Linked DNA regions of Homo sapiens: all the other regions are linked to region 5. Evidence: chromatin loops called from intact Hi-C (ENCODE). Cell type or tissue: dorsolateral prefrontal cortex. All regions are shown on one strand. Each heading gives the region's core, and the rest is flanking DNA. Links, peaks and the distances in the headings are about the cores only.

The links. A loop is a pair of places that touch in the nucleus more often than their neighbours do. Peaks named below come from ENCODE experiments on the same cell type or tissue, not always from the same donor. Only the 100,000 strongest peaks of a DNase experiment are listed, where the experiment ranks them.
Region 1: a loop joins it to region 5, with 4 times the contacts of the local background. A loop is called at or near these places in 38 of 110 quality-filtered maps.
Region 2: a loop joins it to region 5, with 2.8 times the contacts of the local background. A loop is called at or near these places in 40 of 110 quality-filtered maps.
Region 3: a loop joins it to region 5, with 3 times the contacts of the local background. A loop is called at or near these places in 64 of 110 quality-filtered maps.
Region 4: a loop joins it to region 5, with 18 times the contacts of the local background. A loop is called at or near these places in 36 of 110 quality-filtered maps.

The regions. Positions count from the first base shown.
Region 1 is chr4:73,570,600-73,577,100 of GRCh38, forward strand. It overlaps RASSF6 (Ras association domain family member 6), which reads right to left. Exons shown (of 11, transcript NM_177532.5): 9 at 6,014-6,132; 10 at 5,811-5,908; 11 at 951-5,711. The coding sequence ends at 5,636. Among named protein-coding and RNA genes, the nearest start is that of RASSF6, 47 kb to the right of the region's middle. In dorsolateral prefrontal cortex, for the core only: a CTCF peak has its summit at 3,273 (motif pointing right); a DNase peak (open chromatin) is centred at 3,292.
Region 2 is chr4:73,590,418-73,596,918 of GRCh38, forward strand. It overlaps RASSF6 (Ras association domain family member 6), which reads right to left. Exons shown (of 11, transcript NM_177532.5): 4 at 3,034-3,176. Among named protein-coding and RNA genes, the nearest start is that of RASSF6, 27 kb to the right of the region's middle. In dorsolateral prefrontal cortex, for the core only: CTCF peaks have their summits at 3,427 (motif pointing right) and 3,626; no DNase peak of the experiment used is centred there.
Region 3 is chr4:73,308,243-73,314,743 of GRCh38, forward strand. The region is part of intron 3 of ANKRD17-DT (ANKRD17 divergent transcript); the gene reads left to right. Among named protein-coding and RNA genes, the nearest start is that of ANKRD17-DT, 52 kb to the left of the region's middle. In dorsolateral prefrontal cortex, for the core only: a CTCF peak has its summit at 3,414 (motif pointing right); no DNase peak of the experiment used is centred there; H3K27ac peaks cover 668 bases.
Region 4 is chr4:73,338,720-73,345,220 of GRCh38, forward strand. The region is part of intron 3 of ANKRD17-DT (ANKRD17 divergent transcript); the gene reads left to right. Among named protein-coding and RNA genes, the nearest start is that of ALB, 62 kb to the right of the region's middle. RefSeq lists enhancers at 367-868, 869-1,368, 4,587-5,088. In dorsolateral prefrontal cortex, for the core only: a CTCF peak has its summit at 2,860 (motif pointing right); a DNase peak (open chromatin) is centred at 2,862.
Region 5 is chr4:73,650,341-73,656,841 of GRCh38, forward strand. No RefSeq gene overlaps it. Among named protein-coding and RNA genes, the nearest start is that of RASSF6, 33 kb to the left of the region's middle. In dorsolateral prefrontal cortex, for the core only: CTCF peaks have their summits at 3,471 (motif pointing left) and 3,674; a DNase peak (open chromatin) is centred at 3,581; H3K27ac peaks cover 483 bases.

The sequences.
Region 1 (6,501 bases), core at 811-5,810, 80 kb before region 5:
TACAGAGACCAGGAAAGGTAATGGAAGAAGGGACCCTAACCAGGGACTAGAAAATGGGAATGTTTCAACAGAAAGAGATGTGCTAAAGTGTGCAGTGTTTCAGGGAAGGCTGAGTGATTTAGTTTGGCTGGTTTTAAGACAAAAATGACATAGCTGTGGGCAGTAAGTCTTAGTAGAAGATAAGGCTACGATGGTGGTTGGGGAATATACTGAAGTTTAATTATAACATAGCTAATATTTATCACATTCTTATGTGCAAAGTGCCAGGCTTTACATGTGCTATTCTTGTAACTCCCCCAACTGTCCAATGAAGTAGGTACTATTATTCCACTTAAAAATGAGGACACATTTTAGAATGGCAGATTCGGGAAGCATAGTTCGGGGGAAGCCACAGATTATGGTGGTTAACTGTATGGCTTCTGGAGCCATAAGTTTAAATCCTACCTATTTCTTCTACTAAAAACCTTGGCAAATCTCCTAACTGCTCCATGGCTTACTTTCTTTATCTGTAGCATGAGGTTGAAAGAATAATTTCCTTATGGAATTGTAATGAATATTAAACGTAGTGCCCAGCAAATAAGTTGTTATTAGTTTGAACAATATGAAATCATTGCCTTTGTAGGTCAAATATTGGCAATTTCAAATGGCTCAATCTAATAGGTATTAGATGTTATTAATTTAGAAGACAAATGAATGTCATTGAAAGGTTTTGCCCTCTGTAACTACATCCTATTTCTTGTTCTTTCCCATATATATGCCTCCACCTAATAGTTATACCTGCTGTCTTTATCACTTCATCAATTGCATTGCAAGGGGCTTCTTTCCCCTTCAGTTTCAAAAACCAATCTAAATAGCCCTAAACCAAATTAAACAGTAATGACACCTAACTGAATATTTCATAGTAGAGCCAAGAGATAATAAAATATACCACTATATCAGGGAAAAACATATATATATATATAATGTTTAATATTTTTTCAGCTATGGGACCAGACTTGTAATAAGTAATACATACATATGGGGAATTTTATAAAAATATTTCAGATAATTCCTTCACTCATTCATTTATTCTTTCATTCACTTATTTATTCAATCAATTTTTATTGAGCACATCCTACGCACAAGACACAATATTAGGTACAGAAAAGCTATAAAGATAAATGTGACACATTCTTTACCATTAATAATAATATATATTATCTAAAATTTAATTTGAGCTAATATATAACTGACAATGAAATATTTGGACCACCTAAAACAAGGATAAATTATTCTGTGACAAGTTTATATTCTTGCATTATGCAAAAATGATTCGAAAATAAACTATTTTTTTCCCAGAAATTGTATGAGCTATACATTGCTATGTAACAAATTGCCCCAAATTTAGCGGCGTACTACAACAAACACTTCTTATCTCATACAGTTTCTGAGGATGAGGAATCCAGAATGGTTTCCTTGGGTTTTCTGGCTGAAGGTCTCTCATGAAATTACGGTCAAGCTATTAGACAGGGCTGCAGTCATCTGAAGGCTTGACTGAGGCTGGAAGATCTACTTCTAAAATGGCTGTTGACAGGAGGCCTCAATTCCCTGCTGGCATTTGATAGAAGGTCTCAGTTCTTCATCATGTAGGTCTTTCCAGGGCTGCTCAGGACATGGCAGTTGACTTCCCCCAGAGCAAGTGGTCCAAGAGAGAGCAAGGAGGAAGCCACAGTGACTTTTATGACCTACTTCAAAGTCTCACAGTCTCTTCCATTTTCCTGTATTAAAAGTAAGTCCCTAATTGCTAAAAGAGTACATTTTTAAATGTTCTCACCACAAAGAAATTATAAGAGGTTATGGATATGTTAATTAGCTTGATTTAATAATTCCATAATGTATACATATATAATAATATAATATTGTACCCCATAAATACATACAATTATTATTTGTCAATTAAAAATAAAATAAAAAGACGTAAGTCACTAAGTCCAGCCCATTTTCAGGATGAGGAAGATTAAGCTTCATCTCTTCAAAGGAGAAGAATCAGACTTTATGGATATAAAACTACCACAGAAGTGATGTTAATGTCTCATTTGAATAATTGATTTGAAATTTTTTGCATTTGGTAGAACTCTGTGCTTGCATGTGCTTGTTACTTTTTTGTTCATAAGTTTTAAATAATAACTTTACTATTTCCTGATGTAAAAAGTAACAAATATAAACTATAGAACACTTAATACAGATAGGGAAGTTAGAAAAACATGAATCACTCATAATTCTACAATGCAGATATAGCCATTTTTAACATGTTTTTATTTCTTGTGTGTATATATATGCAAATATTAGTGTTCACACACACAAATACATATATATATACACACACATACATATATAATATATATGCCTTAAGTACATAATAAATATTTTGGAACATGTGTATGTGTATATTCTTATTTAGATATATAAGAATTTACCCCTGTAATTAAAATTACTTGGAAACAGAATTTTAATGGCTACATAACAATATACAAATAAATGTTTATTTCCCTCTTTTTTTTTTTTTAGAGACGGAGTCTTGCTCTGTCGTCCAGGCTGGAGAGCAGTGGCGCCATCTCGGCTCATGCAACCTCCGCCTCCCGGGTTCAAGCGATTCTCCTGCCTCAGCCTCCCGAGTAGCTGGCATTATAGGTGCCTGCCATTGCACCCGGCTCATTTTTTGTATTTTTAGTAGAGGCAGGGTTTCACCATGTTGGCCAGGCTGGTCTCGAAATCCCAACCTCAAGTGATCCACCTACCTTGGCCTCCTAAAGTGCTGGGATTACAGGCGTGAGCCACCGTCCATGGCCTATTTCCCTCTTTCATCTTTTAAAATAATTTTCTGAACATTTAGGCTTTTTATTTCCTTTTGTCACAATAAATAACAATATAAAACATATCTTTGCAGAATGTCTTTGTATCTCTGGTTATTTTCATATGATAGGATCTTACAAGTAGAATTATAGGATAAACAGACTACTAAATTGCCTTCAAGAAAAATTATATCTATTTGTATTTTTACCAGAAGTTTGAGTCCCCATCTCATGGTGATTTATTGAGTATTTAATGTTATCATTTCTTAATCTTTGCTAATAGGCCAAAATGTGTATTTATTTATTTATTTTACTTTGTACTTCGGTGGCATGTCAGTTATTATTTTACTGTCTCTCAGCTCCACATTCACTGTTGGTTGCCCGCTCCGTGAAAATAGATATAGACTCTTGAAATGTTTCCTTTGCAGCTTGCATGATGGCATACTTTGTCAGTAGAGGGCGCTGGAGACACACTGCAAGAGGAAGGGGTCTTTCCTGATTCCTCCAGGCTGACAGGCCAGGCTACTGGAGAGCAGGCTTTTTTCCTTCACTACTTTGCCTGGAGTGGTTTCTGCAGTGCTGGTTGCCTGTAGGGTGCAGCTTTCTCCAGCATTTCTCCACTTGCTTCTCTAGCTTTTGCTTTGGGCAGTGGTGGTATAACCTGGAGCCACAGTGCAAGCCGGTCCTGAAGCTCCAATTGCTGCTCTCCATTTCTTCTCTTCAGCTGGGTGCACACTCATACAGAGGACCCTGCTGGGCTGGCCAACTACTGAGCCACTTGCCTGAGCTTTGTCTTGTGCAGTCTCGTCACACAAAGTTATGCTAGGTTCCTGCAAAGTAGGTCCCTCCGGCTCCTAATCCCAACAGTGCCTCGAACAGAACCCGTGACTCCTTCTTTGTGCTTACCCTTTGGCAAAGCCCCAAGTCCCTCTGCATATCTGCCCACCTGCCTCAGCTGGTCCACACCTAGGGGGTTGGCTGTACCAGCTTGTCCAGTATCTGTGGTCCTGCTCTGGCCTGGGCAAGCCAGCAAACTTCTCTCCAGTGGGCTGCAACCACACCTTCTCCAGTGAATTCTGAAACCCTCATTCCTGCCTTTCCTTGTTAGGATTCTTTCCCTCAGCCTTAGGGTACCTTCTCTTTTCATCTTTATTATTATTCTCCTATCATAGCTTAATTATTATTTATATTAAACTTTCCCTGTTTAAATTACTACCTTGTTTCTGTCTTCTGATTGATACAGACTAACACAGTTGTTCACTGTTAAGATACGACTTTTTTCATATACTTAGTGGCCATTTGCATTCTCTCTTCTGTGATTTTTCTTTTCATATCTACCTTTTTTTTCTATGTAAGACTTGGTTCTTCTCTTATACATTTCAGTCTATTGAAGACTAACCTTTTGTCATGTTCATGGCAGGTACATGACACTAGTTTTTTATAAGTATGTTGAATTTTAACTATTACATTTGCCTCATTTAAGTGAGATGAGACTATTTTCTTATTAATATTGACAGGTGAAAGAATAGCGATGCAAGCCTCTGGTTTACTCAGTAAGAGAGACTTCTTAGGCTTGAAAAGGCCATAGCACACTTTCACCTTCAACCAGTTTAGGTTTGGTAATACTGAGAAGTAATGCCTTTGTCTTAAAAATGTTTCATATTTTAATATTGTTAATCTTCCAGTTGGGTTTACTGCATATAATCTCATTCCTTAGTACATGTAATATGATCAATTTACTACAATGCTTATGAGGAATGCAAATGGAATTAGTTTACAGAATGAAAGAATGTTGCATATAATTCCATTTTAATACAGAATTTATAAATAAAATCATAGTTTATACTTATAGCATTTCTTCATTTTTAGTGTTTTTTTTTCAAGTGGGTTAAACAGATCTGTGAGTACCTTGAGAGTTGTCATGTAGAATAAGATGCTAAGAGGGCAGAGTTTGGGATTCCCTATGTAACTTCAGCTACAACAGCCTTGCTTTATCCATTGTATTCATTCAGCAACAAATAGGTATTTGTGGGCCAAGTCTTACTTTAGCCGATGTAATATGTCTATGTGATATAAACATTTTTTTGAAAAATAAATAAAGAAAAAGTTCAATTAACTTAAAAAAGAGCTTAAGAAAAGCTTTGAACTGATGAAAGGTCTTTCATCAGCAGAAGAGAGAGAATAAAAGGGCTGGGGGGAGGTTCAGAAAATTTCAATTAGGATTTCTTAACAGAGTCCATAATTTTTCCTTTCCAAAGGCCAGACAGCTCTGATGTTACAGATAGTCAGAAGTCAACAGGCCATTTAAGATAGTCCTAGATTTTATGAAAATGCCAGAGTTTTCAAGAAGCTACTGTCACTATCAGGTAGATTCCTTGATGGTGTAAGACTGTATTTCTTTTTCATTCCAAGAACTGGCAGCTTCTTTTTTCTGAGTCATTTCTGAATCCATTGATTATGTTTCAGTTCTCTTGAGAGTCCAAGCTAAATGAAGTTTAAACTGCTTATCTGAAGACACCATTTAAATTTGAGTTCATTACATGGTTTACTATAAAAGCTATTTGGCATATGCAGTATTCAAGCTTATTTCAGTTACTGAAACTAAACTCAAACTCATTTTGTCCAACTGTGAACCCTAATTAACCTCATCACTTCAAAAAGAAATGAGCTTTTTTTGACATTCAATTTTCTACGATTCAAGTCTCATATATGTTCGTATAAATGCAAGTACAGAACTTATGCATTCATCAAAGAGTAATATCTCTGAGTTTTTTGAAATGTTTTAGCAATAGAAGCTTGTACTGCTAAACTGTTGTCTCTGTTTTTATTACTAGTTTATTTTGAAGACATTTCAGTATAATCGCCTTTTCTTTATTGAATCTGAAAATGAGAAGAAGAAAGACTATTAAAAATTGGACATATTTTGTGCATTGGACATATTAAAGAACGGAGTATCCAATGTGCATGCTCTTGACTTACTTTGTTACTATTCTTTGAATCTCTCTTTTCTCTTCTTCATTTAATCTTTGAAGAATGGATTCCAAGAGAGAAAAGTGAAAGTTAATGTACTGAGCCACCTAAGAAAGAAGAAGAAGAAAAAAAAAAGAAAGCAGAACAATTATGCAAGAGGTGCTGAGTCAGGAGGGAAGCAAAAAACAGATTCAGGGTGATGGTATTCATACATCACTGCTAATTTCTTCTGCATCTTTATCCATGAGGAAAATGCGAGCATTCTTTTCAGAAGGTCCCTGTAGGAGCCTCTGCAGTAGCGGAATGTCTGTCTTCTTTAGTCGTCTTTGTTCTGCAGTGAAAACAAGAATCAACCACAATCAGAAGTTCATGCTGCAGGAAAAGAAGGAAGATAATTTTCCAATTTATTTTTCGTATTTAACTCACTTTGAAAAAAATAACACCTGCAACAGGAGGCAATTACTCAAAAAAGCAAATTGAAATTAAAACTTAAATGAACTTCTTTCTCTTACTGTATCTCAAGTTTTGATTAATGTCTCAAAGAACTCAGCCTTCCTTTGATTAGAGTGTTCAAACAAATCTCCGGTCTGATAGGCCTTTTATAAAGCAATATGCCTCAATAATTATTTAGGTTTCATTCCACCATTCCTTCATCCATACAACAAATATTTATTGGTTCTTTCCAAGTTGAGTTGATGTA
Region 2 (6,501 bases), core at 640-5,639, 60 kb before region 5:
AGTTTTGCCTAGAGGTGCCCACTATGGGAAAAAGAAAATAGTTTAAAAGTAAGAAAACAGTAAATTTCTTTTCACAATTAAAGGCTGAGAATTAAAATAGATGTTATCTTAAATGAGACAACCAGAGGGAGGGTGTCTAGAACTGGATTGAAACAACAAAAGTGATACCTTAGGTGGCTATGCACCCCATTAGCGAACCAGAAACCAGGGAAAAGCCACTTCAAATTGTGCTGTGCCTTCCTGCCTGAGTGTTCAGCTGGCTCCCAGGAAGTACTCTTGGCTAATTAATGACAACCAAATCTAATCTTGCTCTTGTTTGCGTGTGGTTCTGTGTGTATGTAAAAGGAATGGGATCTTTTTCTGCCAAATGTTCTACAGTTAATCTTGTTACTGGAAAAGGACAAGCCAGTCAAGGTTTCTAGGTAATTTTTCTCCACTTTAAACAAAAAGAGCCAATTCCTGTTTGCTTCACAGCAATGTACTAATAAACAATGCAAAATGTAAATGGATCCTATAGCAGGTGTATCATGAGGATATTATTTTAGAACCTGTGGCAGTATATGGAGAGGCATATTACCTTGTCCACCTGGGCTCTTGAAACTCATCCAAAAATTCAGAATTGCTAGGAACAAGTGTTTTAAATTTGAGAAGTTAAAAAATATCATGGTTAATAATAATATATTGCATACTTCAAAAGAGTTAAATAAGAGAATTTTTTATATTCTCTATTCTCACCACAAAAAATGATAAATATTTGAGATGATTGATATGTTAATTAGCCTGTTTGGTTCATTCTGCAATGTACATATGCATAAAAACATGTATCCCACAAATTTATAGAATTATTATTTGTCAATTAAAAATAAAATAAAACTTAAAACATATCTTGGTAAAGCCATACAAAATAATGATGGTTTAAGGTGATACTAAAATTACCTTACTTCATTTCTGTGGCATTTTCCTTTAATGTTTGATATTTATTACATTTTCATGAATTAAAAAATTAAAATGCATCAAATAGATGTGACTGCTCAGAGAATTTTGCAATGAGGTCTTAGGTAATATGAAGTATGGTAGTTAATTTTATAAATCCGTATCTTGTACAGTTTTCGGAAAGCAGAGCCCAAGAGTAATTTTTCCTTTTAAATGATGCTCCTTGTCATTTAGAATCATAAGCCCCATCAGTCATCAGGTACCTGAAGTGAGAAATGTGGGGCTCTCTCAGGCTGCTGGAGGCTGCTGCCTCCCTTCCGTTCTTCCTTAGGCCCTGAGCCCTAAGCTCCTTGGCAATCCTTAGCTTGGATGGGAGACGAGATAGATAGAGGGACTAAGTAGTGACAACAAAGCAGAGGTAATTTAACCACAGGCTTCTGGGGATTTTGCTCTATACTATGGTTTGAATCTCCTCTTTGTGCCAGGCACACAGTTGGGCACTGGGATGAATAAAGCAAATAAAACAAAGATGAATAAAGCACATTCCCTACCACCGAGAAGCTTGCACTATAGACAAGGAGATAAGTATACAAAAATACAATTGACTGCATGTGTGTCAAGTGATATAGAAAAGTTTTCAGTGAGCCTCGTATAGACTGAGGGGTCAGAAATGGCTTTCTGGAGAACATGTTACCTCACCTGCGTCTTAAAGGACTGGTGGAAGAGACTCAGGCAAATGGATGTGGAGAAGCAGGGAGACTTCTAGGCAGAGTCAGGAAAATTAGAAATTGCATGAAATGTGTAGGGAATTACAAAACATTCAGCATGGCAGTAGCATAATTTTTGAGAAATATTGGCAAGGTGAAAATCATAGTCGGGCTTAAATATTTTTTCCAAAGGAAAAGCAGACTTCTGTCAAGGTGATAATTAATTTTCCCTAGTTGTGGCCAAATATTACATTGGGCAAATTGTCCTGGCAGCTCTTTCTCCATTGCCTCCTCTGATAGAATGCCAGCTCATCTAACAATGGATGCGAGGATGAATGGTGGGAAAAGAAGGCTTGGTATCTCAATGTATATACACAGTGGGTTGAGCTGGAGAGGTAAGGACTAAAAAGGAAGAAGGGATGGAAAAAAAGGATGAAAGGAACTTTTATACAGGTATGTTTCTTGCTGAGAATATTTATTAATTTTTCTGAAACTTGTAAAGGGGTAAGGAAAAAATCAGCCCAACCTGGATATCCAAGGGACACTTGCATAAGCCCACACAAGGGACTGTTTTGTGCATTTATTTAACTTCAAGTGCATTTCAGGGTGCTCTGTTGAACAGGATTGGGACAATCAGATGGAACATCATTAAGTTTCCTTGGTAGAAAGCACAATGAGCCCTTTGTTCCAAGGAAAGAAGACATTTAGATTTTATCCTCTTATTTTGGAGACCAGGCCAGGGTAAATCAAATTCTGACTTTACATTTTGCCTTTTCCAATGAAGGAATGCAGTCTCCAGGAGAGAAGTAGCAGAGCAGAGGAGTCAAGACCACAGGCTGTGGACCCCAGACAGAAGTAAGGCCCAGTCCAGTTCTGCCACATCGTAATTGGGGATCTTGCACAAATTAGTTAATCTTGAAGAGCCCTAGTTTCTGAACACCAACTTCATTGAGTTGCTGGGATTTTTTTTTTTTTTTTTTCAAAGTCTCACTCTGTTGCTCAGGCTGGAGTGCAATGGCGCAATCTCGGCTCACTGCAAACTCCGCCTCCCGGATTAAAGCGATTCTCCTGCCTCAGCCTCCCGAGTAGCTGGGATTACAGGCGGCTGCCACCACGCCCAGCTAATTTTTGTATTTTTAGTAGAGACAGGGTTTCATCATGTTGGCCAGGCTGGTCTCGAACTCCTGACCTCAGGTGATCCACCTGCCTTGGCCTCCCGAAGTGCCGGGATTACAGGTGTGAGCCACCGTGCCCGGCCATTGCTGGGAAATTAAATGAGATTGTGTGTAATCAGTTTTACACAAGCTTAAGTTTCCCTCCTTAAGAGTGCACGCAATAAAACTAGATATGAAGATCATCTTCTGAGGAATTAAAAACATGAAAGATAGCTTACCCTTTGCTGGAGAAGACGTCTGATGACTTCATACTAGTAAAAGAAGAGAATGGCTTCTCATCTTGTATTTTTAGCTGTATAGGTCGTTTTACTCCCCAGAAAATGTCCAGCATTCCTTCAACAATTAGTTTGCCATCTTCAGTCTAAGGAAGAAATGAATAATCCCCCAATTGTTTTTGTATTATTTATAGACGGTAAATGTTTTAACGAAGATGTAGAAATTAAGTGCGTAAGAAACCTAAATAGATTAAAAAGAAACGCCAGGGTTGTTGTTTGGCTTTCCAATTTATCTACAAAGCAATTCTATTTTTGAAACATTCTTTTATTTTTGAAAACAGCTATACCCAGCAAAGTGAGTAAATCATAATGGTAATGGCATGTCCACCAGAGGGCACAGTATGTCAAAATGCTTTCTGAACTCTGATTCTTCCATTAAGTGGAATTTTAATTCTCTAATTTTGTTTAATTTAAAATTAAAGCAGATTTAAAAATTATGCTGAACTAGAAATTAGAAAAAAACATCTATTTAAAGATTTAGCAGCTATTTCCTCATTGCTGAACAGAAAAAAATTTAACTCACAAAGTTATGCAAAACAAGTAAAATAACACGTGTGAAAACACGCTGTAAAAATTCAAAACATAGATATATTTTTTGTAAAAACAATAGCATTTGAAGAATTTCTTTAAAATTAGAAATACTGTAGTATAGCAGAAGAAGGAGACAAATTTAACATAAATTTTGTGGAAAGTTTTGAATTAAAGCATAAATAATCATTATATATATGAAAGTGCTTTTCCAATGTTAAAGTAATGTTTTCTGTTATAGAAACTTTGGAAAATGTAGAAACTAACAAAAGTCATATGCCAGCCACCCAATACCTATTTTAACATTCATTAACTATTATTAATATTATGAAGAATCAATTGTTAGACAACATTTAAACACTCAATTCTTATTTGAGAGCATAATGAAAACTCCAGACTCTGGAATCAGACAGACCTGTGCTCAAACCCTGGCTCTGCCACTTCCTAGTTGTGGCCTTGGACAAGTCACTGGCTACCTTTAAACTTGGGCTTTCTCATGTGAAAAACAGACATTATGATAACCCCTAATTCACAGCGCCTGGCATTCAATAGGTGCTCTATATTACTGTTTATTATTTCTTTGGCTGATAAACTTGCTTTGGAATCACTCCTGAAACAAAGTTTTGCACTTCTTCCACTTTTGACTTTACATTTCAGATTACTAAGAGGTCAGGTTACCAATCAGTTGTTTTCAACAATCAAACACAATTTATTCCTTGAAATGACTGTATATGATATAGATTATATAGTTAATGGTGGACAGCATTCTTTCTCTGCCTAACTAGAACTCAATTAAGCCTTTGTATCAAAAACTTATAGAATCTCTGAAAAGAAAAACAAAACCCACTACTCTGCTGAGGTTGTTAAATTCTTCATTGCTATATCTCCAGCTTTTAAAATGGTGTCTGGTACATGGTAGACATTCAATAAATATTTGTTTAATTAATTGATTAATTAACCAAAGATGAATAAAGCCACATATTGTCATCCAAGGACTGCCCCTTTTAAACAGTGTCAGAAGATTTGAAAAATTCTGAATTATGACTTTATTGATCAGTGTGTAAAGATTGAAAAGTCTGGTAGCCTCACCGTACACTTCACCTCATACAGTTTTTAAAAATTATATAAAACATGAAACTATTTTAAAAAATTAAATAACTTTTTTTTGTTTGTGTGTGTGACAGAGTCTCGCTCTGTCACCCAGGCTGGAGTACAGTGGTGTGATCTCAGCTTACTGCAATCCCCACCTCCTGGTTCAGGTGATTCTCCTGTCTCAGCCTTCCGAGTAGCTGGGATAACAGGCATGCACCACCATGCCTGGGTAATTTTTGTATTTCTTTTTTAGTGGAGACAGGGTATTGCTATGTTGGCCAGGCTGGTCTCGAACTCCTGATCTCAGGTGATCCACCTGCCTCGGCCTCCCAAAGTGCTGGGATTATAGGCATGAGCCACAGCACCTGACCTGAATAACTTTTGTATTATAAATGGAGCACTGATGTACAGAATTGGAAAGAATATGCCTCAACTTAAATGTTCATAACACAAAAACTCAAATATTTACCTAAAGGAAACAAACTTAACATCATGAATTTTGTGGAAACTTTTGAATTAAAGTATAAATAATCATTTTCCTAGTTTTACTCTTTTCCTAAATTTTATATTTTTATAATTGTATATATTAAGATTTAAGATACAGGACAATGTTGAAATAATTTAAAATTAGGCCCACTTCTTTATAAAGAGATTAGTTATTTAATTCAGTATATTATTGAATTTGGGAAAGTAACTGAAATACCCAATTGAACTAAATCATTTAAGCTCAATAGGAAAGGCCAGAGTGCTTTGTAAATTTCCTTCTGTCCAAACTGTAGATTTAAGCCAAATCATGGTCGCCTAAAGTCCATGCTGTGCCATGAAATTAAATCAGGAGTAGAAAATTCTAATGTCCCCTTTGGCCAGGAAGATATTGTAAATATGTAAAGTGAGCTCCATCAGAATACAAGGCTGAGTGAAGAGACGTGTGGAGAATGAAACACTGAAATTAAATAAAAAGAAAAAAAGTAAACATAAGGCCACTTTGTACAGTAGCCTGCCAGTGGCACTCCTAAAAATGCTTTTGAAGAAATAAAGGACGTTCAAATAGCAAGAGAGGAAGTCAAACTATCCCTGTTTGCAGATGACATAATCTTATATTGAGAAAACCCCATCGTTCCAGCCCAAAAGCTTCTTAAGCTGATAAGCAACTTCAGCAAAGTCTCAGGATACAAAATCGATGTGCAAAAGTTGCTAGCATTCTTATACACCAACAACAATCAAGCCAAGAGCCAAATCCCAAACAAACTCCCACAAAAAGAATAAAATACCTAGGAGTACAGCTAACAAGGGAAGTGAAAGATATTTACAAAGATAACTATAAGTCACTGCTCAAAGAAATCAGAGATGACACAAACAAATGGAAAATCATTCCATGATCATGGATAGGAAGAATTAATATTGTTAAGATGGCAATACTGCCCAAAGCAATTTGTAGATTCAATGCTATTCCCATTAAACTACTGTTGACATTCTTCACAGAAATAGAAAAAACTATTTTAAAATTCATATGAATCCAAAACAGCCTGAATAGCCAAGGCAATCCTAAGCAAAAGAACAAAGCTGGAGGCATCACACTACCTGTCTTCAAACTATACTACTGGGCTACAGTAACCAAAACAGCATGATACTGGTACGAGAACAGACACACAGACTGATGGAACAGAGTAGAGAACCCAGAAATGAGACTGCATATCTACAAGTATCTGATCTTCAACAAATATGACAAAAACAAGCAGAGGGGAAAGGATTCCCTAGTCAATAAATGGTGCTCGGATAACTGGCTGGCCA
Region 3 (6,501 bases), core at 954-5,953, 340 kb before region 5:
ATTCGAGATTTAAATTTTAACCTTAAGTATTTAAGTAATTTCACTCAAATAGTGATTTAATATAAGCAGAAGCGTTATCACTGCGATTCTCTGCTCTCCTTTGTGTGTTCCATCTTTTCTTCTAATCTCTCTTGTCTTTTCACCATACTGAGTCAGTTTAGTGCTAGTCTGCACCTCCCTCTAGAGTATGAAAATAGCAGTCACTTTTCACATTTTGAGGCAGAAATACTCTTCCTCAGAGGAACTTGATTAGTGCCTCCACAGTTCTGCTTTTCAGGGTTCAGCACCAAATTCTATTTTTGTCAGCAGTCCTCTTTGTCCTACCGGCTGGCATGGAAGCTGAAGAAGCCACTGAATCTGAGTCAGGCTCTGCTTGACACATTTAGAACAATTTCTCTGAGATAACAGTAAACAACAGAGAATTGTGACCTAGGAAGTTAAAATAAACTGAAGCAGCTCTCTAGAAAAGTGAGGAGACAGTAAATAAGGCATGAAATAAGGAATGAATGTTGCTAATTGTGTCTATGGGTACATCATATCTCCAGTCAACCTTCAAAACACTTTGAACTCAAATAAGCTGTAACATTTGGTTAGTTTCTATGCTCCTCATTCATAACATGCAAAAATGTGAATTCAGAATTAGTGAAGATTGTCTGCTTTTTGCTTGTTTCTAGAAACATTTTATTGTGCAGTGAGTTTTACCTCAAAGCTCTGGGATTTATTTGCAGGGATATATATATATATATATATATATATATATATATACACATGTGTATAGCATAGGCCAACATAAATAGACAGAGATAGACCAAATCTCAAGAGATTAAAGAAGATATGTAGGACAAAACACTCTTAAATATACCAACCTCCCACCTCCATTCTCAAATACATGCACGTCCTTGGTTGTCTTTCCTTTACCCCTACTTTTTTGGGAATACATGTAAAGAAAACAAAAAGAAAGAAAAATATAAACCTGTTGTAAAACACAAATAGGTATCAAAGGAAGAGCTGAGTTTAAAAATACAGAGATTGCTACCGATAAAATGCATAATTTTGGATACCAGTGGTTTCACCTACCAAGTTGATGGAAAAAAAATGCATTTTGCAATAAGTTAAGGAAATACATTTGAGGAGCCTTATACAAAAACCGTTTCCACTGTCTCTAAACAGTTTTTAAATGATTCATGTTAAAATACTTCACATATGCTCTGACTCATATAGATAGTCTTGAGCTAACATTCTTTTATCAGCTGGATGTTAATGCAAAGTTAGATTATATTAACTTTTATTTTAAGCATCACATTATATTTTAGTTCTTTGTGAGCCTGGAATCCACTAAAATCTGCCAATCTTTGTCACATAATCGTTATCCTATAACTCTGAGATTGAATTTTTGAACCTAAGAATGGAACTTTTTATTAATGACTGCCAAGTTTTATCTCATTTACTTCACTTCTTTATTCTAGTCAGTTGAGGCAATCATTTTGAATCTTGGCTGTCATTGGTCATATTATTTACTGCAGGAATTATAAAACTTTCTCTGTAAAAAGCTAGTAAATATGTTAGGCTTTGTGGGCTATGGATCTTTTTTATATAGTATTCCTTTTCTTTTATTAAATAAAATACAAACAATTCTTTTAGTTGTAAAAACCATTCTTAGCTCAAGGGCCATACAATGACAAGCCTCAGACCAGATCTGGCCCACAGGTTGTAATTTGCCAACCTCTGGTGAACTGTATTAGTTATCTGTTGCTGTGTAACAAATAGCCCTACCATTTAGTGGCTTAAAATACAAAATATTTTATCTAAATTGTGGTTCTGGAATCCACGGCATTGATTTGTCTGGGTACCTCTGCCTTGAGTTCTTTCCCAGGATATAATAAAGCAGTTGGCTTGGGCTGCAGTCTCATCAGAAGACTTGACTGAAATAGAATCTGCTTCTGAGTTTCTCATGTAGTTATTGGCAGGATACAGTCCCTAACGGACTGTTGGCCAGAGGTCCCCCCTTGCTTCCTTGCCAGGTGGGCAGTTCACAACTTGGTAACTAGATTACATCACAGTTGGTCAGCAAGAGGAAGAAAAAAGAACTTGCAAGATGGAAGCCACAGACTTTTTGTAACCTAATTTCAGAAGTGACGCCCATCACTCATGCTGCATTATATTGATTAGAAGTGAGTTCCTAGGTGCAGTTCACACACAAGGGGAGGGGATTTCACAAAGGTGTGAATACTGGAATGGCAAGAATGACTGGAGCCATCTTAAAGGCTGCCTACAAAACCTATCCACCCAAAATATTATACAACTTAGAAGAAACAAGTTTTCAATTTGTCCAAGTTTTTGATAAAAACATCCAAGAAGGGGTGTTCATGACTGACTTTTGTGGCATGCTTTTTTTCCCCCAAGATTGATTCCAGTCCATTAATACTATGAATATTGCTGATTGCCTAACTGCAAATTCTCAGTGGTGCTATCATAAACATTTTGTCATCATATCCTTGGAAATCTTAAGAGACATTTTTGTCAAATTCATTTTAACAATCATGCTGTTTCTGCTTCACTGGACAGGTGAAATTAAGTTAAACTGAGTCTCAAGGACTGTCTTGAAGAATAAAATAAGTCATAGCAGTACTATAGCTCAAATAATGTCATAAATAGAGAGAACCAGTTTTATCTGCCTTGTCTCCATGACAGGAAGTTTTAAGACTGTTTGCATCCTATATGAGCCTCAATTTTTTTAACCAACTGGTAAAGCTGCCTTTTCCTCCACTTCCATATATGCTTTTATAGAAAGATGTATATTTTCTTAAGAGATCAAATCAGGGATGAATTGGACTTTACAAATATTGTAACAGTAAATCGCAATCATAATTTGATTCAAGGATCTTTCAAAATTAGAGAATACCAGTTATTGATAGCTGCTATCTAGATAGCAACAATATACCATTACAATGTTTCTACTACTTCAAAAAAAAAAGTATAATGCTCTAACCCAAACTGCCAACAAAAGTACTGTCATTTTAAATGCTGTGTCACTCAAACTTCAATCTAACAACCTACGTTTTGCAACTCTTTCCCCCTTAAGCAATATAATTATTACTACCCATTGGGTGTATAATATGAGTGACATGCTGCACTAAACAACTGTATTACGATCTTCTCGTTAATTCTTCTTAACAACTCTGGCAGGTAGGTACTATTATTATGTGCATTTTACAGAGATTAAGCAACTTGCCTGTGGTCATCCAGCTAGTAAATGATGAAGCAAAAGTTTGAAGCCTAGTAGCCTAAATTGAGCCCTTTCTTTTCAAGCAGAGACACAAATGTAATATTTGTTTATTTAAGAACTGCTAAGGAAACTTTTCCTAGGAAACATGGTTGAATGATTCACATAAAGTATAGTTAATTTTTTTTCAGTTTGAAGCCACTAGATGGCAATATTTGCAAATTTTGTTTTTCTTTTTACTTAAGGTGGAAAAGTAACTCCACAGTATTAGTGACTAGTTTTCTGTGAAGAAATTATTTATCTTTGATTTGCCAAATATAACTGTTATTTGTAGGAAGATTTTTCAGTGACATGATGTAATGTGACCATAGCAGTTTCAAGTGGGACAAAAATTGGAGTGTTATCTGCTATTTCATTTAATTTTTGTTTTACTTTAGTTTGAGGTTGAAGGGAAGTTCCTAGAAACTTAAAATTTCTTCCTGGAGGTCCTCCCTCATGCTACAACACTGCCATGAAGTCCTGTTTGTTTAATATCAAACATGACAAACACTTACTTTTCAGAAAAATAGTGTGCTATAACAAGCTTTAGTGACTTTAAAAACATAATTTGTATTGCCTGGAATGTACCCCTCCTCTTTTACATCATACATTCCTGTGTATCTTTTAAATCCTAACTTACATATGTATCTTTTTCCTCTGTGATGTCCCTTCCACAAGCACAGGCAGATTCTTCTAACAGTACCACCTCAGTCCCATACCATTTGAGGCTTTGATACATTATACATGTCCTAATGATATACATTTGTGTTTATCTTCACTCTCCTTTGGGAGCACTTCAAAGGCAGTCTTTTAAAAATTCATATATGGAGCCGGCCGCGGTGGCTCATGCCTGTAATCCTAGCACTTTGGGAGGCCGAGGCGGGCGGATCACGAGGTCAGGAGATCGAGACCATCCTAGCTAACACGGTGAAACCCCGTCTCTACTAAAAATAAATTCAAAAAAAATTAACCGGGTGTGGTGGAGGGCGCCTGTAGTCCCAGCTACTCAGGAGGCTGAGGCAGGGGGATGGCATGGACCCAGGAGGTGGAGCTTGCAGTGAGCTGAGATTGCACCACTGCACTCCAGCCTGGGCAACAGAGCGAGACTTCGCCTCAGAAAAAAAAAAAAAATCATATATAAAACTCTCAGTTTCTCAATACCTAAATAAAAAAAATCATATTAGCATATCACAAGCTATTTATCTAATCCTCTACCGATGACATTTGATTTCTTTTCACATGTTTGCTTTTACATACAATGCTTCAAAAAAGTCTTTGTTTTTGTCTTGCACGTGTGTGAGAATTGCATTAGAAATTCTAGAGATCAAATTTATGCATAATAGGGTACATATGGTGCACACAATTTTAATCACACTTGACATTTGTCATTCATTTTGGCTGCTCGTCAACTAATATGCCTATGTTTTGGGAACTTTCCATTTTATGAGTATGGTGGGAGGCCGACCCTGTTTTCCACTATAAACACTGAAAATGCCAAATACTTGCTTCGTGAGCTTCCTTTGCACCTAGGATGTGGGCACATGGTCTTGTTTCTCTGCTTGAAATTGAGAGCCAATGCATCAGAAGAGAGGACTCTGCACAGCTGTGTTGATTGTTGCAGCAGGACTAAACTTTGTATCAGTAATGGAAGCTATGCTATTAGTGGCATTTAGTACACAGAGCCAGTTCTGTGTGCAGTGCAGGTTGCAACAACTTTTGTTTGGTGAAGGCCACAGTGGGGTTCTCATTAGATCATTTCTATGGTGTGATTTTGAGCATAGTTTTTGGTGCAAAGCCCTGTCCCTAATTGTCTAGGATTCCTAATGATTCTATGAACTACCCCCAAATCCTTGTAATAATGTCCTATTCTGCTTCATCAGTTGAACTTGGTTATTTTTTGTTTCTAGCTAAAAATCCTGACTCTTATAAATTGGTATCAGGAATGGGCTGGAGGTGTTGTTTCTAAAGACGCTGAACAGCTAAATAAAAAAGGAATGACATTCTCAAAATTCTAATTTAGGGCATAGATTGAAAACCAGCTAAAAGAATATCTCCTTTCTTGCAGCCACAGGGTTGAGATAGTCAAAGATCAAATTCAAAGTTTAATTATATAGGTTTCCAAATTCCAAACTCAGCTGAATTCACAGTCTTGTGTAGTATGTGAAAGTAAGAGTTTGATAATGAAAGAGTAGTGTCCCCCCAAACTAAAATGGGATACATGAAAGGATTTAATTTGATTGACTCAGAAAATACTGATTCCTCTTCATAGAGACTCCCTTGCCTCCAGGAGCGCTTACCTTCATTTGACTCATGAGATTGTTCTTACCTTGCTTTACAACCCTGTCACAACTTTACGTAAGGAAGTCATATTGCAGGAGGAAGCCAGTCCTCTTCTTGCTCTACTCTTAACACTTATTATGTCTAGACCAATAATGAAAACCAGATCCTCAGCTTGAACTTGTATTAGGGGAGTGATATTATAGCATAACCCCCAGGATGATAAAGCTTGTACTTTAAAATAGTTTAAGAAAAATATTATTTTAGTTCAGTGATGAAAAGAAGATTTGGTTAATGTATACATATAAATAAGGGAGGAATGTATTTTAAGACGTAACTGAAGTTACCAGTATGGGTAACCTTGTCAGAAATTAGTCTTTTAATATCCTAGCTTAAACATATGGGAGTAGTTTTAATTGTTTTCTTGTTTGGTTGACTGAAATCCAGACCATAGCTCATATGAACAGAAATGGACCTGCTCTAGAGAAGAAAAGATATTAATACAAGAGTTAAAAGACTTGGGTAGAAATCTTAAGGTAGAAGTAGTGGATTAATTTGTTGTTTGCATTCTGCTCTCCTCACTCCTAATAAAATCCCTCAAGAGGGTTCAAGAGATAACCTCTTCACCAAATCTGTTAGAAATAGATTAGACAGTAGTCTGGGTGCAGTGGCCCACTTCTGTAATCCCAGCACTTTAGGAGGCCAAAGCAGCAGGATCACTTGAGGCCAAGAGCTTGAGGTCAGTTTGGACAATATAGTAAAACCTTGTTTCTGTTTTAAAAAACAAACAAACAATTTGAGAGTCTTTCTGAGCTACCTGTGGCTCAGGTAGCTGCCCAATAAGCAACAACAAGAAATACATTACATGGGCATTGTGGCTCATACCTATAATCCCAGCACTTTGGGAGGCCGAAGCAGGAGGATTGCTTGAGGCCAGGAGTTTGAGACCAGCCTAGGCAACA
Region 4 (6,501 bases), core at 434-5,433, 310 kb before region 5:
GGCCTCAGAATCATGGCGAGGGATAAAAGGCACTTCTTACATGGTGGCGGCAAGAGAAAAATGACAAAGATGTAAAAGGGGAAATCCTGATAAAACCATCAGATCTCATGAGACTTATTAACCTACCACAAGAACAGTATGGGAGAAACTGCCCCCATGATTCAAATTATCTTCCACTGGGTCCCTCTCACCGCATGTGGGAATTATGGGATTACAATTCAAGATGAGATTTGGGTGGGGACACAGAGCCAAACCATATCATTCCACCCCTGGCCCCTCCAAATCTCATGTCCTCACATTTCAAAACTAATCACGCCTTCCCAACAGTCCCCCAAAGTCTTAACTCATTTTAGCATTAACCCAGAAGTCCACAGTAAAAAGTCTCATCTGAGACAAGACAAGTCCCTTCTGCCTATGAGCCTGTAAAATCAAAAGCAAGCTAGTTACTTCCTAGATACAATGGGGGTACAGGTATTGGGTAAATACAGTTGTTCCAAATGGGAGAAATTGGCCAAAACAAAACAGTTACAGGGCCCATGCAAGTCCAAAATCCAGTGGGGCAGTCAAATTTTAAAGCTCCAAAATAATCTCCTTTGACTCCAGGTCTCACATCCAGGTCACACTGATGCAAGAGGGCCCAACCCCACGCAGAGAGCCAACCCCACATTTCCCTTCTGCACTGTCCTAGCAGAGGTTCTCCATGAGAGCCCTGTCCCTGCAGCAAACTTCTGCCTGGCCATTCAGGCATTCCCATACATCTTCTGAAATCTAGGCGGAGGTTCCCAAACCCCAATTCTTGACTTCTGTGAACCTGCAGGCTCAGCAGCATGTGGAGGCTGCTAATGCTTGGGGCTTGCACCCTCTGAAGACATGGCTCGAGCTCTGTGTTGGCCATTTCAGCCATGACTGGAGCAGCTGGGACGCAGGGCACCAAGTCCCTAGACTACACGTAGCACAGGGACCCTGGGCCCTGCCCATGAAACCATTTTTTTCCTCCTAAACCTCCAGGTCTGTGATGGGAGAAGCTCCTGCAAAGGTCTCTGACATGCCCTGGAGACATTCTCCCCATTGTCTTGGAGATTAATATTTGGCTTCTCGTTACTTATGCAAATTTCTGCAGCTGGCTTGAATTTCTCCTCAGAAAATGAGATTTTCTTTTCTATTGCATTGTTAGGCTGCAAATTTTTCAAACTTTTAAGCTCTGTTTCCCTTTTAAAACTGAATGCTTCTAACAGCATCCAAGTCATCTGTAGAATGCTATGCTGCTTAGAAATTTATTCTGCAAGATACTCTAAATCATCTGTCTCAAGTTCAAAGTCCCACAAATCTCTAGGGCAGGGGCAAAATTCCGCCAGTCTCTTTGCTAAAACCTAACGAGAGTCACTTTTGCTCCAGTTTCCAATAAGTTCCTCATCTCCATCTGCAACCAACTCAGCCTGGACCTTACTGTTCATATCATCATCAGCATTTTTGTCAAAGCCATTCAACAAATCTCTAGGAGTTTCAAACTTTCCCACACTTTTCTGTCTTCTGAGTCCTCCAAACTGTTCCAGCCTCTGCCTGTTACCCAGTTCCAAGGGAGTTCTCTGACCCCTTGCACTTCCCAGGTGAGGCGACGGCCCACCCTGCTTCAGCTCGCCCTCCGTGGGCTGCACCCACTGTTTAACTAGTCCCAATGAGATGAGCTGGGTACCTCAGTTGGAAATGCAGAAATCACCCACTTTCTGCATTGATCTTTCTGGGAGCTGCAGACTGGAGCTGTTCTTAGCTGGCCATCTTGCCAGCCACCTTGGTTACTGTAGTTTTGCAGTAAGTTTTGAATGATCAACTTTTTTCCAAATTTGTATCAGTTTTGACATTTGCACATAATTTGTTTGGATTATACTTAACAGATGTTTGGTATTAATATGTGCTTATGATTTGGAATGCTATGGTTAGAGACAATAAAGCATAATGGTTTTGGTCACAAGTGCTGAGTCCAAGAGACCTGGATTTGAAATGACTGTACCACTTACTAGATGTATGAACTTCTATAATCCTCCCTCAGCTTCAGTTTCCCATCTTGAAATGGGAACAATAATACATTAATGGACTTTTCAATTTGTATTGCATGTTCATCATGTGTGTTCAGTGGTGTTTTTAGTGGTGGTATATTGGCTTCTGCTCTAAGAAAATACTAATAAACTTCTACTTATTTGGAGCTTATTTTGCAATAAATATGAGAAAGAAATAAAGCCAGAACAATAGAAAAGTAAGGCAAAACTGCCTGTGGAGTGGTGTAATGAGGAGGAGGCAGAAAGAATCTATGCATGTTCCTTCTCCAGGAATTTAAGAAAACTTCTTTCTACAGTAATTCTTTTAAAATAGTTTAAATAGTTGATCTGCTTGCAAAGGCTTGCAGACATCAAGGAATGTACTTTCTAAGAACTCCTTGGAATCCTTTTAAAAAACTTACTGACTGTGGGATTCTATAAGACAGAACAGGGTAAGTTTACATTTAACTGACTTTTAGCTCCTAGAGCATAATTTGAGTTGTATTAAAAACATTTTTTAAAGCATAAATCTGTTAAAAACAATAGTAAATAGCAAGAGTTCAGAGGACATAAGCTAAGCATTTTCCAGCATGTAGTAACCAATATACTAATGTTAGGCATTGGCACTATTACTGTATTGAAAAAAGGGCTTGGGCTCCATTTTTTTTATATTTGGAAAAATATTTGTTAACAATTTTCTATTCTATGCTACTCCTGGGAGGAAGCTTCAAAGGCCTCAGCCACAAGTAGCTCTAGCTCAAGCAAAAACAAAGCATGTTGAGAATTGTGAACAATCAGTGATGCAACACAAGGTGGTGCTCTTGTCCCAGTGAGTGCTGTAGAGCCTTGTTAGGGCATTAGGCAAAGGATGTACAACTCCAAAAGATTTGGTTGGTATAAACGCCAATGGGGATCTGCCGGACAGACTGAACAGCTGACTGGGGGGCACAAAGCCAAAGGTGACTTTTCTTAGAATGTAGACTGGTATAATAATGCAGGGGTGCAAAAAGCAGCGTAGCAAAAACCTAAGAAAGATAAGAACGAGTGTCTGTGCTTTACAGTATATTTATTACTTGCCCTTATTATTCATTTTAGTCTTAATAACAATCATCTTTACACTGCTTTGCCATACACTTGCCTAAAACAAATGTTAGATAATGATATTTCTATGTAGAAATAATGGCTTCCCATGGTCTTCATGATAAAATCCTGCTTTGTCTCCTGGCAACTTTCACCCCTTCTTCAGGACTGAAATGTCTGAAGTTCCTGAAATGCATCCTTCTCTCTTGTCTCTGTGATTTTGCACAAGTTGGTGTTCTACCTGGAACTTTCTTTCTCCTTTCATCTTCTTGGACAATTCCTGTTCCTTCTTTCTGGGTTAACACAGCTATCACCCCCTCCTAGGCCTTCCTTAATTACCTCCACGTAACAGGAATGTGCGCATTGAAGCTATTAATAGTATATGTGAAGTACTTAATAGATGTATTCACTTAACAAATGGTATCTACTGTTTTCATACAAGTCCAATAGTTTTAGTCTATGTACATATCAATCATTTTTATGTATTTATTTATGGGTATTTACTATTTTCTAGATCTTTTGGTCACTTATGTCTTTATTAATAACCAGACTGTCACTTCATATTCTCAGTGTAAAATCTTCCTTTTTATACAGATGATATTTTATGTTTTGTTTACAGTATGCTTCCTGATTAGTTAGTTGAATAAGTAGTTTCTCAGTCCTCATGTACAAGGTGCTGTTCTAAACACTGAAAGTATAGGACATAAAAATGGATAGCATAATGGAGACACCTATTGTCTAGTGATTCTTAATATTTATTGTTCTTTAGAATTTTAAGATTAAATTGCATCGTTGCTTTGGAGAGAAAACTGATAATGTTTTTCCTGGTTTACAGCTTTTTTTCTGCTATGAAACAGCTTGTTTTATGCTATTTTCTAACTATAGTTTATATTATTGATTTTAAAAAGCATTAATGCTTGCCCATAGTAAAACTGTTAGCACATTTCTGCTAATTAACACTGCCTTAAAGGATCCTATTGATATTCATCATTATATCTTTGGATTAAAAAAACACTAGAGGATACTAAGGTCAACCATAAAATTTGTCCCCTTTTCAAGATCTTATTCAGAATTGTGAATGAAGGCCTTTTAATAGTCAGGGTTCTGGCAAGAATCCGAGGGCCCATTCGAACCAGGTAATTTGAGAAGAGGACTTTTTTACAAACCTGCAGGCAGAGTTTAGAAAACCCAACTATGCCAGATCTAGCAAGATGGAGAGACAGTATTATTTCTTTTCTTTTCGTTTCTTTTCTTTTCTTTTTTGTTTTCTTTTCTTTTTTTTTTTTTTTTTTTTTTTTTGAGAAGAAGTCTCACTCTGTCACTCAGGCTGGAGGGCAGTTGTTCGATATCGGCTCACTGCAACCTCCGCCTCCCGGGGTCAAACAATTCTCCTGCCTCAGCCTCCCAAGTAGCTGGGATTACAGGCATGTGCCACCATGCCTGGCTAATTTTTGTACTTTTAGTATAGATGAGGTTTCACCATGCTGGCCAGGCTGGTTTCGAACTCCTGACCTAGTGATCTGTCTGCCTCGGTCTCCCAAAGTACTGGGATTACAGGTGTAAGCCACTGCACCCAGCCTGAGAGACCGTATTATTTCTAGGCCTGAAGAAGCAAGGGGAGAGAGCAGATACTGTAACACAGAGTGGGTGGCTGTTTGGAGATAACTGCCCAACCAGAGCTGAAGCTTCCCAAAGAGAGACCAAATGATTCACAATGACCCAGCAGGCAGGGAGCAAGGAAATTAACAGTCTTACCTCATTCTCCTATCAACCCCAATCTGCCACCAGGCTTCCCACTGACAGAACCTCATGGAACCTAGAGGGCAAGGGATTCAGTAGACACGGTCCATGCAGGTCAGTTTCCTGTAGCACAGACCAGGGTGGAGAAGGGTGTGGTGTGGATCTGGCGAAGTGAATGAAAGAAACTCAGCACAGGCCTTACGTTGTTCATAAAGTGGAAGACTCGGCTATTGATTTTTTTTAATTAAAAGAAATATGAATTTATCCCTACACATATTTGTCATGTCTACAGATCAATGCCTTTTTCATGAAAAGTATCCTTTCTTCCTATTTTTTTCTTTAATTTATTCAATTAATATTTATTGAATCCTTCTTTGAGCAGGTGCTGAAGATACAGAGATAAAGACACCATCAGATGGGGATAAGAGAAATAATCAAACCATCACCTTATGGCCTACTGTAAGCGTGGTGAATTAGGGGGAAGTGCAGGGGACAATGGGAGCTCACAGATGAGGTAGCTACTTCACCTTATAGATTGTCTGAAAGGCTTCCTGGAGGAGGTGATTTGGGCATAATCCTTGCTCAGCTTAATTGTTTGGTCTCTATTCCCATGTTGAATGTATTTTATTACCATTAGGAATGCAAATTTTGAGGCACATCTCTGAATCTTGTCTTTAAACAAACTACCAAATGTGGATCACCTTATGAAACAGTATGTACATTTTTATGGTATTGAAACATATTGCCACATTGCCTTCAGAAAGGTTGTATACTATTAATATTACCATAAACAGTGTATGAGGGCACGTTTGGCACACACTTGCACTATCACTATGCATTATGTATTTTGAATATTTTCCAATTTTGTTTGCTCCTTTCTGTTAGCTGGCTGTTTGTGTCAGCTTCACCCTAGCAATGGCTTTTTATGTTGAAGAAGCATTTGGTTCCAATTTCCATTTTCTTTATATATTCCCAGAACTAGCCTTATTTTGCCATCCCAGAAATACCTGCAGCTATGGTAGTGTTCTGTCCTCCAATGTTTAAGTTCCGACTTCTTTCACGATTCATTATACTAATCCATTTTGTTTATGTTGGAAGTTTTCTTTATTATATGTTCCAATAATCCCACATTTCTACTTTGTCTCTATTCCATTTTCCACTGGGAGTCAGAGTATTCATAAGAGATAAATTATCTGCCATTCCTTGAGGCAGAAACCCTCAGTATTCTTTCTTCATTTCTGTTGTAGCTCTACTTCTCTATTCCTTTTATTCAGTTCAATTTTTTTTGTGGCTTCTCTTTTTTTCTTGATCAATTGTGCCAGAAGTTTTCAAATTTTATTAATATTTTTAAAGATTTATTTTATTTGTTTAATGAATTTCTCTGTTGCCTCTTTTTTTTCCCAGTTTATCTACTGCTGCTGTTATCCATATTATTTCTTTCTAAAATATATTGGTCTTCCTCCTGCTTTATAATCTTCTTCTGCAGCTGTCTTTGGCAGATTTTAACAGGAATTAACTGACAAAGGGGAAACGCAATTCTCAAAGTTTCTGTCCCAACTTTACAAAATAAAGAAAAGAAGGATGGGTTTAGATCAGAGAGACAGTAACTTAAGAACTAACCAATATGATCCAAATGATATATTCTTGG
Region 5 (6,501 bases), core at 846-5,845:
CTCCCCAGACATGTTTTGAAATGTGACATTCCTTTCCTCCAATCTGTCATTTTTTATCCTTCAGGCAAACGTTTAAACCTCCCAACATGTTTCTGCAAGCAACGTTCTGAACAAGGAAGCTAATATAGGAATTTTTTTCTGGCATTATCAGTGGAATTGAATTCAATTGCATAGTCAGGTAGTCTTGCCTGTCTGGTGACATTCAAATGGACTCCAAGGAGAGGGGCCTGTAGCCCAGGAACTGCGGCACTCACAGCCTCAGACCAAATCCCTTCTTCATTCTTGACTTCTCTGTATTTTAGTTGTCCAATCAGATGAATGGGGATAATGATGAATATAGTAATACCTACTTCATAGAATTGTTGTGAGGATTAAATGAGTAAACACAGTAAATGTGTAAAGCCTTTAGAACAGCTCCTGGCACAGAGTAAGTATGTGCAAGTGTGCAGGTGTTAGCTGGTGTTATGATGCCTGAAGTGGCTGCCAGTTTTGCCCTCCCTCCTTCCAACATATACACTTGCACACCCACATGTCCATATACATATATAAATAGAAATAATGTGTATATATATATATATATATATATATATATATATATATATATATAAGCACACAAGATTTTTATGATCTTGTCAGGAAGGATATGTTTTCAGGGTGTCGTATAATTGAAAAGACTTTGAATTTAGTAAGTTTTCAAATACCATAGTTATTTAAAACAACAGACAAAAGGAAGAACATGTTTTAATTTCTACAGCATCTTTCTAGGATCTAGTGTTGTTTCATAACAGTTAGTGCATGAGGTGGAAAGGAGTGGGAGAGGATTATTTTGGGGATAGTTCTTCTTCCCTTTCCTGATATGTGTAAACATCAATCCACATCAACTTTACCAGTTGTCCCGTGGCCCTGGCACCCACCCCAGCAAAATGAAGCCCTAAGGAGAAATTACAGAAGATAGCAGGGAGGGGGGTTGAGAAGCCAGTGTATTCCTTGTGCTTCCTGTGTCCAGACTAAGGTCCCGTGACCACCTTTGCTTGCAGAAGGCTGAGCTCTCCTGAGTAAGAACTCAAGTTTTTTTCCAGTCTTCAGGTTTCTGAGTAATTTTGCCTTTGGGTACACAAGAAGGGATTAACGGACACATTAGCACCTCTTCTCCAAACTCCACATCAGCTGTTATCCGAAACAGCTCACATTTCCATTGCAACCTTACAGCCAGAGGGTCACCTTGTTTCCTGTCAATCTGTCACTGTGAGGATCTGTTTTTTTGCCATTCTTTTATGAAGTTGGAGAACTTGAGGCTGCAGGAGCTTGTGCTCAGTTTTGTTGAAGCTGCAGTTCCAGCACACATATCAACCATTTCTCATTTTCATACATGTTACTACTTGAGTCCTATTTGTGGCTCTCTACATTGCCAAATTCAACACATTTTCTTGGCCACCACTGACATTTGTCATGTTCCCAACTTTCTTTGCTCTAATAATTTGTATTTCCCTAGAAACCCCTATAAAAGGAAATGTTGACACTCATGTATGAGTGAAATGTGGGCTCTACCTGGGGTTAATGGTAACCCCCATATTTCACTGACATTTGTTCCTTAACTACATAGCACGAGAAGTCAGTCCCCAGAAAAATCCCTTCTAAGGTTTTCTAGATTCTCCTGGGAGATTTCAACCCAGTCCTCCCATATTCTTCTCCCTGCCCCCCATCTGCAACATTTTAGGCCATACCAATTCCTCTGCTGTTGGGTTTCTTTATGGAAAAGCTCATATCCAAGTCTGAGACAAAGGTGTTTTATCCTGAGGCTTTCAAAACTGTGAACCCTGGAAAGGCCCAAGTGGTCCATACATCAGTGAGGAGAGGGTTCCCGCTTCCCTTGTGCACATTGCTACCAGGCCCAAATCATACTGCTCAAGTCCAAGGCCTCAGAGAGTTCTTCCTGGAGAAGAAAGGTCCCTCCTCTGCCTCTAGCACTCCTTCTCTTCAGTCAAAAATCTGTTATGCATCTAAGAAATAAAATTGAGATGTCTGGCTTCTGGTCTGGCATGTAAAGAGCTTAGAATTTGTTACTTTGTCCTAACAACAGGTAAAAATCTGAACAAACTGAACAATCAACAACTCTTCTTAGAGAAGTGAAGTCACAGAGTAAAGTGCTGCTCCCAAAATTTGAGAGACAGATAGGCAGACACAGGGAATCACAGCTTACCTAAGCAGAAATCTACTAGTAGAAAACCACCTTGGGCACCTGTGCTGGGTATGGAAACCTGAACTGCATTGATGAGTTGCTGGAGGCTCAGCATGGACAAGCCTGGGAGTTAAAAATCTGGGGTAGGGGACAGTCATGGGGAGGTTCTCACTTTCTGTGAGTTTTAACTCTAGGAGCTCCACCAGGTTCTTACAGTAAATGTTGGAGAAAACTCCACTCATGCTTCCAGGAGAGGAAGGGGAAATATACCAGAGCATCCTGATGTTGCTGGTTCTGGAACCAGACTTTGGAATAGGGTGTTGACCACTGTTTGCTGCTTCTCTTTTCTATGGCTTGACACAAACCACTTCTGCACCTTCACTGCTGAACTCTGTGCCTGTGCGCTGGCCTGCTCGCCTTCACATTCAGGGACCCTGCCATGGCTGAGAGTGAGGGCTACACAAGAATGCATGGCAGTAAGCTGAAGTCTCATCCTTCCCAGCTGAGCTTTGCTTCTGCAACTAGGAGAACTGACATTTCCTCTCCCTTGGTAGTGGTGATTACTCCATAGAAGCACCTGTACCAAATAATTGATTGAGCTAATTCATTAATTCCTCAGATGAAGAGAGGGAGGGAACTAAGACAGGGAATGGGTTAAGCCAATAGTTCAGTGTGCACATGGAATGCTTACTAAAAATGCAGATTCCCCACCACTTCCACCATTGCCTCACAAGAGTCCTGATCTCTTAGGTCTATGGTAGGTTAAGAAACAGCATTTTAAAGAAACACCCAGATGATTTAAGCATAGTAATCAGAGGATCCACTTTGAGATATATTTGATTACATACTTGACCCAAGTTTGCCCAGAGAATGGCATACAATAAATATAAATCATGTCTGTCTTTCAAATATGTTCTTGCACTGTGCACAAGCAATATTTAGGCTCCGAAGAGGCAAGATCGACCAAATGACCAATTCTCTTTCAACTACAACTTGCTGTCTCTTTGCGAATGACTCTGGTAAATTCTTGAGGTGAGTTATGTTTTGCTGTGCATCTATTTCAGCCACTGTTATTTAAGAAAAGGATAACTATAGGCATCAAAAAATATAATAGCAAATTGTGCTTTCTCTAAGGCAACACATTTAAAAACCATATAAATCCAAATATATATCAAATGATGTAATTTAATTTGATGCAATTCAATACATTACAGCACAATACAGCAAAACACAATGTAATGTAGTACAAACCGCACTGCAACTTCAGTGCAGTGGGGTTAACGCAGTCCTCATTTCAGGTCTTGGGCTGCAGCGCCCTCTAGTGACGTAAACTTTTTTTTTTTTTTTTTTTTTGCGTGTTTGTAGTGGCTACAGCTGCACCTGGCACGGAATAACTGTCAACAAACAGCCTGTTCAAATGGGAACGAGCTGAGGCCCAGCTGACTCCAATGTTATATGTCAACAGAAATTCTAGATTAACAGATTTTCCTGAGCTGCCACCTGACCTAGTGATAAAGTAACTAATTGTGCTTTTCATAGTATTAACTGTTTTCACTACATTCTTTTGATTTGTGACAAATAAAAGAAGAACTGTAATCAGCTTGATTTTTTAGCCTGCAGAACAGGAGGCTGGAGTGACAATACAAGGGTATTAGAAACCCTATGAAGATTAATATAAAACAAATACAAATAGAATAGACAATAGAATATAACAGAAATAAAACACTGTATCCTCTAATATACAGTCATCTCCTCTCCATGGTTGAAGAGCAGCTGCTCCTTTGCTATTTGGAGACAGCAAGGATAATGCTAATAATAAGAAATCCTTATTTTAAGAAATATGCATGCGTACTAATAATTTATTGAATACCTAGTATGCTTCAGCCTCTAATGAAATACAGGGACAAGCATGCTAACACACCTTAAGCCATTTTTTCTGCATGTGGGCTCCTTTTCCTTTCTCACACACTTGCTGAGGGTAATAAGGGCTTTATTGAGGTCAGGTACTGTATTAAGCACTTTATTACGCTGTTTTCATTTAAGCCTTATAATCAACAAATGAGGTAGGTATCGCCATCACGATTTTAGGATACTCAGACTGAGTAAGTGTCAATAACAGGTTCAAGGTAATACTGCAGGTAGGCAGCAGGGCATGATTTGAACCTGTTAGTCGGCAGAGTGGTGGGATAGATTGAGGATTTAAAAGAGCATAAAAGTTCAGAGGAGGCTGTTTTGTTGTGGCATCAGCTGGGGAACTCATTAAATAATGTGTTATTTCTCTTTAATGTGAGCTCCCTACTGTCATCCTTTTCTCTCTCTTCCTTCCAGTATTCATAGAGCATCTCCTTTCCGTGCTATTCACTGGTAACAAACTCTGAAGATACAAACACAGAAGGATACTTTAGTGAGATACTGATTTCTGTTTCCCCAGATGTTTTTCCTTTTTGGATTCCCAGCTCTTATGTTCCCTTGTCTGAGGAGAGGTGGAAAATAAGTTGCTAGAGGCAACCTTCATTTGGCTTTTTGCTTTCTTAAAACATAAGGTATCCAAAAAGTTGTACTGAGGGAGGAAAGAAGGGGGAAAATACAGAGCAGAGCTTTGAAGCATAAGAAGAGGTAAGAGGAGACATTTCCTCAGAATGTGAATAAAACAGTGTCAGTGGATCCTGAGGGTAGCAGTGCCTCATCCCCTGGCAGCCTCTTGGAAGGATAACAAGGAGGTATTAGTACAACTAGCAGTCATAGACATGGGAGCTTCCAGTCTTAGAAAAGGCATCCAAGGCTCAGGGTTCCATATAATTTATTATCCAAACAGGGCCACTGTTGAAAGTGAAAGGAGATGCTATTAATAATTATGCCCAAATAATAGGTGTCAATAGGAACTGTCTGGAACAAGCTGGCACATATGGTCACCCCGCCTATGATCTTTTTGACTCAGAAATAATGGAGTCCCTGCCTTGAACGTCCCTGCCTTGAGTCCCTTGAGTGTCCAGGCGTCTTTGAACAATGAGAATTTCAGATTCTACTGTGTTTGCTTTTCTTTTTAGAAAATATTTTAGAAAATGATTCTGAAATTTATATGAAAATGCTAAGTATATCAAACAAATCTTTGAAAAACAGGAACAAAGATGGAAGACACATTATTTGATTTTAAGACTTACTTATAAAACTACAATATAATCACAACTATGGTATTGGCAAAAAGAGAGATAATAAAAAACAATAGAGTCCAAAAATAGACTAATATATTTATGATCAATTGATCTTGACCATGGAGAAAAGAAGTATTTTAAGCATTGGTGTTGAAACAATTGGGTATTCTATATACAAAAATAAACTTGGATCACTATCCTGTATTGTATACAAAATTAACTAGAAAAAGATCACAGAGAAACTAAAACTGCAAACATTTCTAGAAGAAAACACAAAACCTTGAGTTAGGCAAGGATTTAATAAATAGGATACAAGAACCACAAATCATAAAATTAAAAACTGAATAACTAGATTTCTTAAGCATTAAAAACACTGTAAACATTAGGAAAGATGCTTTAAGAGAATAGTAAGTAAAGACTGGGAAAAATAATTACCAAACATATATGTGATAAAGAACTAGAATATATACAAAATTCTTATAACTCAACATTAGTAAACAAACAACCCATTTAAAAACTGGGCAAAAGAATTGAGCAAATATTTTACAAAAGAAGGCATGCAAATGTCAAGTAAAGACATAAAAAGATGCTCAACATCACTTGTTATCAGATAAAAGCAAATAAAATCTTAATGCAATATTAGTGTGCTCCCACTAAGTTCACACAAAGACTAGGATGAAAATGGTCATAGCAGCTTTACTCATAATAGCCCCTTTACTCATAATAGCCCCCAATTGGAAACAACTCTAATGTCTAAAAAATATTGAATAACCAAAGAAATTGTTGTATATCCATAGAGTGGAATACTTTTCAGCAATAAGAAAGTAGACTACTAATTCTCACAACATAGATTAATCTTAAAACGTTATTCTGAGTGAAAGAAGTCACATACAAAAAAACCAATGTGTTATATAATTCCAATTATAAGAAATTCTAGAAAAGGCAAAACTGTAGTAATAGAAAGCAGGAAGAATGGCTGTCAGAGGCGGAGGGTGGTGAAAGATGTCTAACTAATAGGAACACAAGAGAATGTTTTTTGTTTGTTTGTTTGTTTGTTTGAGACGGGGTCTCACTCTATCACCCAGGCTGGAGTGCAGTGGCACGATCTCAGCTCACTACAAACTCCGCCTCCCGGGTTCAGGCCATTCTCCTGCCTCAGCCTCCCGAGTA